2 separate regions of the Homo sapiens genome follow, and region 2 is linked to region 1. Evidence: read pairs that join two places in POLR2A ChIA-PET (ENCODE). Cell type or tissue: HepG2. All regions are shown on one strand. Each heading gives the region's core, and the rest is flanking DNA. Links, peaks and the distances in the headings are about the cores only. Region 1 holds the start of MIR4797 (microRNA 4797). Region 2 overlaps BDH1 (3-hydroxybutyrate dehydrogenase 1).

What was found. ChIA-PET counts read pairs that join two places held together with the same protein. Peaks named below come from ENCODE experiments on the same cell type or tissue, not always from the same donor. Only the 100,000 strongest peaks of a DNase experiment are listed, where the experiment ranks them.
Region 2: POLR2A ChIA-PET joins it to region 1 with 6 read pairs; 7 of 35 experiments call an interaction of 5 or more read pairs at or near these places.

Annotation. Positions count from the first base shown.
Region 1 is chr3:197,290,144-197,294,532 of GRCh38, forward strand. All of the region lies in intron 3 of DLG1 (discs large MAGUK scaffold protein 1), which reads right to left. MIR4797 (microRNA 4797) reads right to left here and starts at 3,805; the gene lies at 3,735-3,805. In HepG2, for the core only: no CTCF peak of the experiment used is centred there; a DNase peak (open chromatin) is centred at 2,308; H3K4me3 peaks cover 1,335 bases.
Region 2 is chr3:197,518,973-197,523,361 of GRCh38, forward strand. It overlaps BDH1 (3-hydroxybutyrate dehydrogenase 1), which reads right to left. Exons shown (of 8, transcript NM_203314.3): 6 at 3,668-3,809. Among named protein-coding and RNA genes, the nearest start is that of LINC02012, 12 kb to the left of the region's middle. RefSeq lists enhancers at 1,840-2,545, 2,546-3,251. In HepG2, for the core only: a CTCF peak has its summit at 1,101; a DNase peak (open chromatin) is centred at 1,939; H3K4me3 peaks cover 1,609 bases.

The DNA.
Region 1 (4,389 bases), core at 305-4,304:
AATAAATGATAAGTCATTGAAAAAAAAACAGGTATCTGCAAGTTCATGAAAGACACGGGAAAAAAAGAAGGAAGGCTCTTGTTTAGAATAAAATGCAAAGTGTTAACTGGTAAACCTAGGAGTGTTACTGTTAGAAATCTTACTTTTCAACAACCATATTATAAACCGGTTCAAGAATCATCAATGGATGCTAAATATGGGTGGAAATTTTGCTAAGGAGTAGGATATGTACATGGTGTTAAAGTGTCTCCCCCACATATTGCCTATAAGCCACAAGGGGTAAAAAACAATGACTATAGGATACAGAATTCAGACAACACCCAACTAGGTAATCAAAATCAGTATCATCAACAAAGAGCAGATGACTCTGTGTACCTCTGGATGTACAGAATCCTAAGCCAGGAATACAAAACCTGAATCTAATCACAAGGAAACATCAGACAAACCCAAAATGAGAAAATTATATTAAAAAAAAGTAAGAGTGGAAGGAACTGCGTTTTTCAAAATCATCAATCTCAGCTGGGCGCAGTGGCTCACACCTGTAATCCCAGAACTTTGCTCAGGAGTTCGAGACCAGCCTGGGCAACACCTGTCTCTAGAAAAAGTTAGCCAGGCGTGGGGGCTCACACCTGTAGTCCCAGCTACTCAGGAGCCTGAGGCAGGAGGATTGCTTGAGCCTGGGAAGCAGAGGTTGCAGTAAGCCACCACTGCACTCCAGCCTGGGTGGCAGAGCAAGACCCTGTCTCCAAATAGTAAAAAAAAAAAAAAAAAAAAAAAAGTCAGTCTCACACAAGACAAAGAAAAGCTGTGGAAATGTGCCCTAAGTAAAGAGACGTGACAACTAACGGTAATATCTGGTCCAAGTCTGGATTCTGCACTGAGGAAAAATATGACCCTGCAGAGAGGAAATGGCTTAGAAGAAATATTTAGATGCCTTTACAACTCTGATTCCAAGGTTCTAAAGAGAATTCAGCCAGATTCAACATAATCAAAACACTGCTTCAGAGCAGTAGTAAGCAAACTATGAGCAAAGAACTCAATCTAATTGAATCAAAACCATCAAGTGAGAAGTTACTAAAATTCTCCATTTCAGGAAGTTTCAGCCAACGATGTGATCCATATCCTGTTTTCCTTACTCAAATCTAGCCTACAAAGTTACACACACACACACACACACACACACACACACACACACACAGTTAGCAAGAGACTAAAATGTAACATCAGTGGGACTAATATAATGCAAAAGAAATTTAAGAAATTTTGACATTTTACCACTATAGCTGGAAGATCTCAAACCCTGATTACTAAACACTGTTTTCAAAATGTGTGATTTCCATCATCATAAACATAATGCACCATTATAAATATTTTCCTTCAAAGTGACAATCATTTAAAGATTACTAACCCTAAAGATTGCTATCTGTCTTAAGCATGCTTGTCATTTAGTATTCTTTATCAGATTAAAATACTCAGTTCTGAAAAACAACGATAAAGAATATCCCAATGGTTGACGGTGAGAAGTATCTATGGATTCAGATTAGTTGAGTTCAATTTCTGGCTCCGCAATTTAGCATCTGAGGGTCCAAGGGCAAGATTGGTCATTTCTCAGTGCTTCAGTTTTCCAGTCTATAAAACAGTACAAACACCTCATACAGGTGAATGTACACCTCACAGGATTACAATGACTAAATGATATATTTGTATTAGCACATAGAAAGTGCTCAATAAATGTTGGTTATTATGTTTTACATACACTTGAAGAGGAGTCATATACTCACACTTATTAGGATGGCTATTATCAAAAAAAGAAAGGAAAAAAATTAAGTATCGGCAAGGATGTGGAGAAACTGGAAATCCTGTGTGCTGCTGGTGAGACTGTAAAATGCTGCAATCACTATGGAAAACATTATGGTGGGCCCTCAAAAAATTAAAAATGTAACTGCCGTATGATCCCACAATCCTATTTCTGGGTAAATATCCAAAAGAACTGAAAGCAGGGTCTTGAAGAAATATTTGCACACTCACATTCCTAACAGCATTATTCACAACAGCCAGGAGGAGGAAGCAACCCAACTGTCCATCAATGGATGGCTAGATAAAATGCGGTATATACATACAACGGAATATTATTCAGCCTGAAAAAGGAAGAAAATCCTGTCAACAACTACAACATGAATGAACCTTGCGGACTCTACACTGAGTGAAATAAGCCAGTCGCAAAAAGACAAATACTTCTATGAGGTTTCTAACATGATCAAATTCACTGAAACAGAAAGCAGCACGTTGGTCACAAGGGGCTGGGAAGTGAGAGGAAAGGGGAGCAGTTGTTTATTCGGTATAGGATTTCAGTTTTGCAAGACGAAAGTGTTCTGAAGATTTGTTTCACAACAATATGAATACATTTCACACTCCTGAACTGTACATTTAAAGATGGTGAAGATGGCAAAGGGGTCATACTTTTGAAACTAGTATCTACAAATAAAGATAGGGTAATGTCCTTTTATAAGGGCTAGTGAAACTATTAGATTTTAATAGAGTGGCAACAAATGAACTGGTAACTAAACTCATAAATGGACAGTATTATTACATAATCCACTTTCATTCTGAAATCTCTGCAGAAATAAAACACTGCATTAGAATAAGCTTATTTATTGCAGACAAAATATACAAATCACATGACTCAACTTACTCAAGTCTCTAAAGCCAGCCTAATCTTGGGCCCCAGTTTTTCTCATGCACAAGGAAAGCAGATGAGTTCTCTGATCCCGTAAGAAATAACTGCAGGGGTTTAGACTGGTATGAAGTCTCTATGGACTAGCAGTGTCATCTCAGATCCCACACACCTTAGAATCATGAATGAACTGAAACCACTATGGACCTGAATACCTGGGCTCTGATTATAATCAAACCATATCCCGTCTACTCAAAAAATTTTCAAACTTAAGCACAAAAAACTGGAATACAAAAGCAAGTTTTCAAATTGCTCTCACCTAAATCACAGAGTGAAATTAAGCAGACTTTATCTTCCTTTATACAAAAATAATCACCAGGTATGTTTTGGGAGTAAATTTTAAACAAATGTGCAGTTCATGGACTTTTGTTAAGATACAACTTTAAATATTTAGCTCTAAAGAAACAATACATCAGCTGAAATTCAAAATTAGTAAAAACTTTTCTGCTTTCAATAATTTTTAAATCTTTAAGCCATCCTTCAAAGATACTACCAAGTATCTATCAGCACTAGACCAATGATTTCTATATTACATTGCGAGTATCAATTATAAAATGCACTATTTCATGTGTCAGAACACAGAAACACTGTCAATTAAAAATGACATATACCAGATATTGAAATATTTAACAGTTGGTATTTTAGAACAAATATAATACAGTACGTACATGCTTGTCCCTCTGAATAATCCAAAAGTACAGGAACCTAATCTATGTATCAACTACAGGGGGGGACACCAAACCCCTAGAGACTCAAACTTTTTTAAATGCATGAAAAGTCAATATAAACTACCAGTTCAAAGAATCAATCAATAAATGATCAATGCAGACTGAAAATCCAAAGACACTTGGCACCCCAAACAGATAACTAGATAACTCACTGCGGCCTAAACAAGTGATTTCCAAATTAAGGAAGTGAAAAATCTAAGCACTCAATGACTCCAAACAGCTCAGGTGGCCAAGACCCCTGTTCTCCTTTAATCCAGTGGTCCACAGGTACCAACTCAGAAGACAGAGTGCCACTTACTGAGAGAAAAAACCTTTCAGTAAGTGGCACTCTGTCTTCTGAGTCGGATTTTTCTGCAAACACTATGGACACAATGAACTGGTTTAGCTTAGGGCAGTTTACAAGCTTAAAGTACATTTATGACACTGTTTCAAAACAATGGTAGAGTTGCAAAATACAAAGAAAATCTTATCAGACTAAACATTTTCAGACTAAGTATTAAAAGTTATTCAGGAAACACAAGAGAATGTATTTATTCCGTAGTATCAACAATTATAGCATGGAAACACACAGAACCTCTATTAAACGTTATCTATTTCAAAACTCCTAAAATCTATTACTTGTCTTACACCAAAATGTGATATAGTACCACATCCTATAGAACATTAAATATAAGTAAATTTAAATGTCAAAGTAAATTCACAACCAATGAAATTAGAAGATTCACAAATATAAACTTAGTAATTAGGAAGCTAACTCTAGGCCAGACGCGGTGGCTCACGCCTGTAATCCCAACATTTTGGGAGGCCGAGGTGGGTGGATCACGAGGTCAGGAGATCGAGACCATCCTGGCTTACACAGTGAAACCCCGTCTTTACTAAAAATACAATACAAAAAATAAAAAATTAGCCGGACGTGGTGGTGGGCAC
Region 2 (4,389 bases), core at 90-4,089, 230 kb after region 1:
TGGTCTCCATCCCCCCTCAGGCCGACCCCCCAATCAGTCACTTCCTGCTCTATGGTCTCCATCCCCCGCTCAGGCACCCCCCATCAGTCACTTCCTGCTCTATGGTCTCCATCCCCTCCTCAGGTGGATCCCCCCATCAGTCACTTCCTGCTCTGTGGTCTCCATCCCACAGCATGGTAGGCCAGGCCTTTTCCAAGCTTCTCCCTTACTCCTCCACATATGTTCTGCTGCCTGTCAGCCTGCGAGCAGCTTGTGTTGAAATTCTTCCCATGCTCTTGTAGTGGTCTGATCCAGGCATGAGTGCTGGACGGCTCAGAGCACTCTCCCACTTCACAGATGGGCAAGCTGAGACCCACACAGGGGGCAGGTGCAAGCCCAAGATCACATTTCTAATAAGTGAAGCCCAGGTCAGGCGTGGTGGCTCAGGCCTATAATCCCAGCACTTTGGGAGTCCAAGGCAGGTGGATCACCTGAGGTCAGGAGTTTGAGACCAGCCTGGCCAACCTTGTGAAACCCCTTCTTTACTAAAAAAAAAAAAAAAATTAGCTGGGCATGGTGGCAGGCGCCTGTAATCCCAGCTCCTCGGGAGGCTGAGACAGGAGAATCACTTGAACCCGGGATGTGGAGGTTTCAGTGAGCCGAGATCGCACCATTGCACTCCAGCCTGGGCGGCAGAGTAAGACTCTGTCTCAAAAAAATTAATTAATTAATTAATTAATGTTGACTGACTGACTGGTAAGTGATGTGCCAAGATCAGGCCATGCCCACGGCCTGCTCTCGGGCCCACTGGCTCGGTGTCCCCTGGGGTGGGGACAGGGAGGGCTGGTCCCAGGCTCCAGATGTCCTGTCCCTCAGCGTCCTGCGGGGGTCGGGGCCGGTGGCAGATGGCTCTGTGGCTCTCACCAGACAATCTCCTTCATCTCGCCCCCGTGGCTGGCTCCCCGGGCTTTGGCAGCAACTGTTCCACAGAGCCAGGCTGCAGGGCGTCAAACTCGCCAACCAAATGTGCCCCCCCGGTGGAGAAGGGGAAGAGGACCCTTCTGACATGTCCTGCATGGGGTGTGGGTCGGTGGCGGCCACTGCGGGTCGGAACGCTCTGGGAGGGTGCTCCCTGGAGTTCACAGCCGGCATTGCCTGAGGGGGAATTGCCAAGGCAAGGCCAAGACATGGCAGAGTGGCAGAGTGTGGAGGGGAAGCAGGGAGAGGGAGGAGAGGGAGACGGGAAGAAAGCGAGAGCAGGAGATGGGGGACACGCCACTGCATATCTGACGGATGTACTGTTTTCTTCAGACCTAAAAGTCTTCAAATCCTTTTCCAAAAAAAAAAAATGCAGTATCGGTTAAGGAAGTTGATGGTGAGAGGTTCATCCAGCCCTCCGGAATGCCCGGCGTGGGAAAAGCAGCAGGGAAAGGTCTGCGCGTCAGGCTGGTGCTGGGGTTGGAGCCCAGATCCCCGGGCAGGGGGTGAGTGCCTCCCCTCTGTGTGGGCCGGGGCCCACCCTGCCTTGTAGGTTAGGCTGCCTGGCCAGTCCAGTACAGACAATGGAAGTGATTCTGCCCCAGAGTCAGGGGGGCAGGGGACGAGGACCGCCAGCCTGAGCAAGCCGGCCTGGTGCGTTCTCTGCTTGGGTCTCCGGTGATGACGCCTTTCCACGGGCATTTTAGATCACCACAAAACCCACGCTATAATCAAGTGGCTTTATGGTGCCGATGCAGCTGTTTTCCTGCCCAGTAGTTTATGAAGGAAAATATAGCAGCTGCCCAGGGAAGGTGGGAGGGAGGAGAATTTACCGCCAGGGAAGGGCGAAGCAGGCTGCAGGTTCTGAGCCGGTAATCACCCCAGCGGGACCCATCCTGCCTTTTCTTAATGGGCTGGCTCTGCCTGTTAATTATTAAACAGATGTTCAGCGAGAACAGAGAACAGAGAGGCCTGTGAATGGCCTGTTGGGAGGATGGGAGCGACAGTGGGCTGATGAGGTGGCACATCAGAGACAGGCAGAGGAGCGGCATCACCGACAGCCACACACGCAGCCTCTGAGGCAGCTGCTGTGACAGACAGCACATCCATCTGGCTGATACAGGCTCAGCAGAGCTCCCCGCATGGGATCTGGTCACTCCTGCCTTTTCCGCCTCCTTCCCCAGCCACTGAAGTAGCTGCTCCTGAGAGCTGCCCCACCCCATTCTGAGGGAAAGCAGAGGCCTGAATGACGCACACCCTTTCTGCCTGGGCTGTCAGGGAGCTCAAAGGTAAACTTCATAGATTCGCTTCTCCAGATGCTGCTGGGCGGCCCGGCTCCAGGGAGCTCCATCCCCCACTGCTGTATTCTACATGAATGGCACCCCGAGGTTGCAGACAGAGCTCCTCCCACAAGGCCCTCCACTGGCTGAACTGGAAGGATATTTTAGTCCTTATGCTACTGGAACTTTCTGTAGCTTTTGACCCTGTTGGCTACTGGTACTGCCCTCTCCTCCAAACTTTCTGTTGTTTAGCCTCTGGGGAACTGTATCCAACCTCTCTGACAGCTGCCTCTCCCCCTCCTCTGATCCCCGAACACTCACATTCCCAGGGGTCCCTCTGTGCATCTCCCCGACTCCCAGTGTCACCTGCCGTGGGCACCTGCTCTTCTAGCCTGGACATTCCCTCAGGGTGGGCGCTTCAGTGTCTCCCTATCTCCCCACCTGCTCCTGCAGTGCGGGGCACCAGGTGTCCAGGACAGAGACTTCGCGCCTCACCTCATCCCCACATCCAAGTCACCAAGTCCAGGCAGCTTCGCCTTCTCAACACTCCTCGCACCTGACCCTTCCTGTTTCCCAACACCTACCACCCTAGTTCCGGAGTCCAGAACCCATGTTTAACTCCCGCTTTGAATCCACCTTCACATTGCCACTGCCATCCTCAGAGGGAGATTCACAAGTCTCACAATGACCAGGCCATTCCCTCAGGATGACCCCTTCAGTGGCTCCCCAGTGCCATTGGGAGACCAGCCATGTTCCCTCGCCTGGGATCCAAGACCTCCCTCCCCAACCTCCTTTGCTGCCACCCCCTCTGCGTGACCTGACCCATGACTCATATTGAGGTGCCGGCTAATCCCACCACTTGACCAACAGCCCCCGCTACCCTCCCCGTGCTCCTCGAAGCTGTGGTTCCTGCTCTCCCCTCCTCTTGGAACAACCATATCTGCTCTCTGCCACAATCTGCCTTAACTGGCCTATTTCCACTGCGCCCCCATGGCTGGACTGACCCCTCCTTCCTGTGCTGCTCTGCCTCTCTCAATGCACGGCTCCCTGATTTTGAACTCAGTCCTCCGGCTGAACTATGAGGTCCTGGGGACAGAATGTGCCTTGACCATCTTTGTGTCCCTGGCACCCAACCCAGCTCCTGGGCCAGAGGGGGCATCAATGGGCATTGGCTGAACTGACCTGAATCAGTGCGTAGCCACCTAGCACTCCGTGAACTCTGAAATCACCTCCTGACTGTATTTTTCCATTGCCCTATTGCACGTGTATGTTTAGTGTAATCCTCTTCCTCCTACTGTGCAGGAGGAAGAGCCTAAACAATAAGGAAGGGAGTGTGGTGGCAGGATGCCAGCCAGTGGAAGGTGGTGTTCGGCAAGTGCCCCTTGGAATGGCCCCATACACAACCCCTGCCGTCCGAAGGGGCGCCCTACCTTTCTCAGGGTCCTTCAGGCTCGAGCGGACAATCTCCACCACTTTCTCCACCTCTTCGCTGCTGCAGACATTGAGCTGGACGGTTCTCAATCGGTCACTGTTTAGGCTGTCCAGCTCCTTGACCCCATCATGGCCTTTGTCCTGGGGAGGAGAGAAGAGCTGCTTCTACCTCCTTCCTTCCCACCCTGAGGCAGACCCTGAGGACTCCTGTCAAGGCAGGAGCTGGCCTCAAGTCCCAGCCAAAGCCTCAGGCATACTGGCAACTGCCCATGGGCCTGGCCCACCAGCATGCGGTTCTTTTTAATCCTGAGCACTGATGACCTATCAAGCATCAAGCTATGTGCCACAGACACAACCATGAATAGGATGAAGAGCCGGCCCCCAAGGCCTCAAGACAGGATTCCTTCTCCAAGCAGGGGTTGCAAACTTATGTGGGGCAGGCGGGGGCCCTGGGGAGTACAGGACATGTCAGGAATTACCACGTGGGGATGGAAACCCAGGGTTGCCAGATGCTTACATTTTTAAGCTAGTAATTGGGAAATCTCTTCATTCTTTTAAGTGTTGGCAACTTACACACATTTAAAAAAAAAAACAAAAAAACACTGTGAAGGCCAAAGCACGTCCACAGGCCACATAGGACCAGCAGGCTGCCAGTTTGCCACCTCTGTTCTAAGCCAAGGGCCCATCAACTCCAAATTGGTAAGAGGCCAGAGCCAGCCTC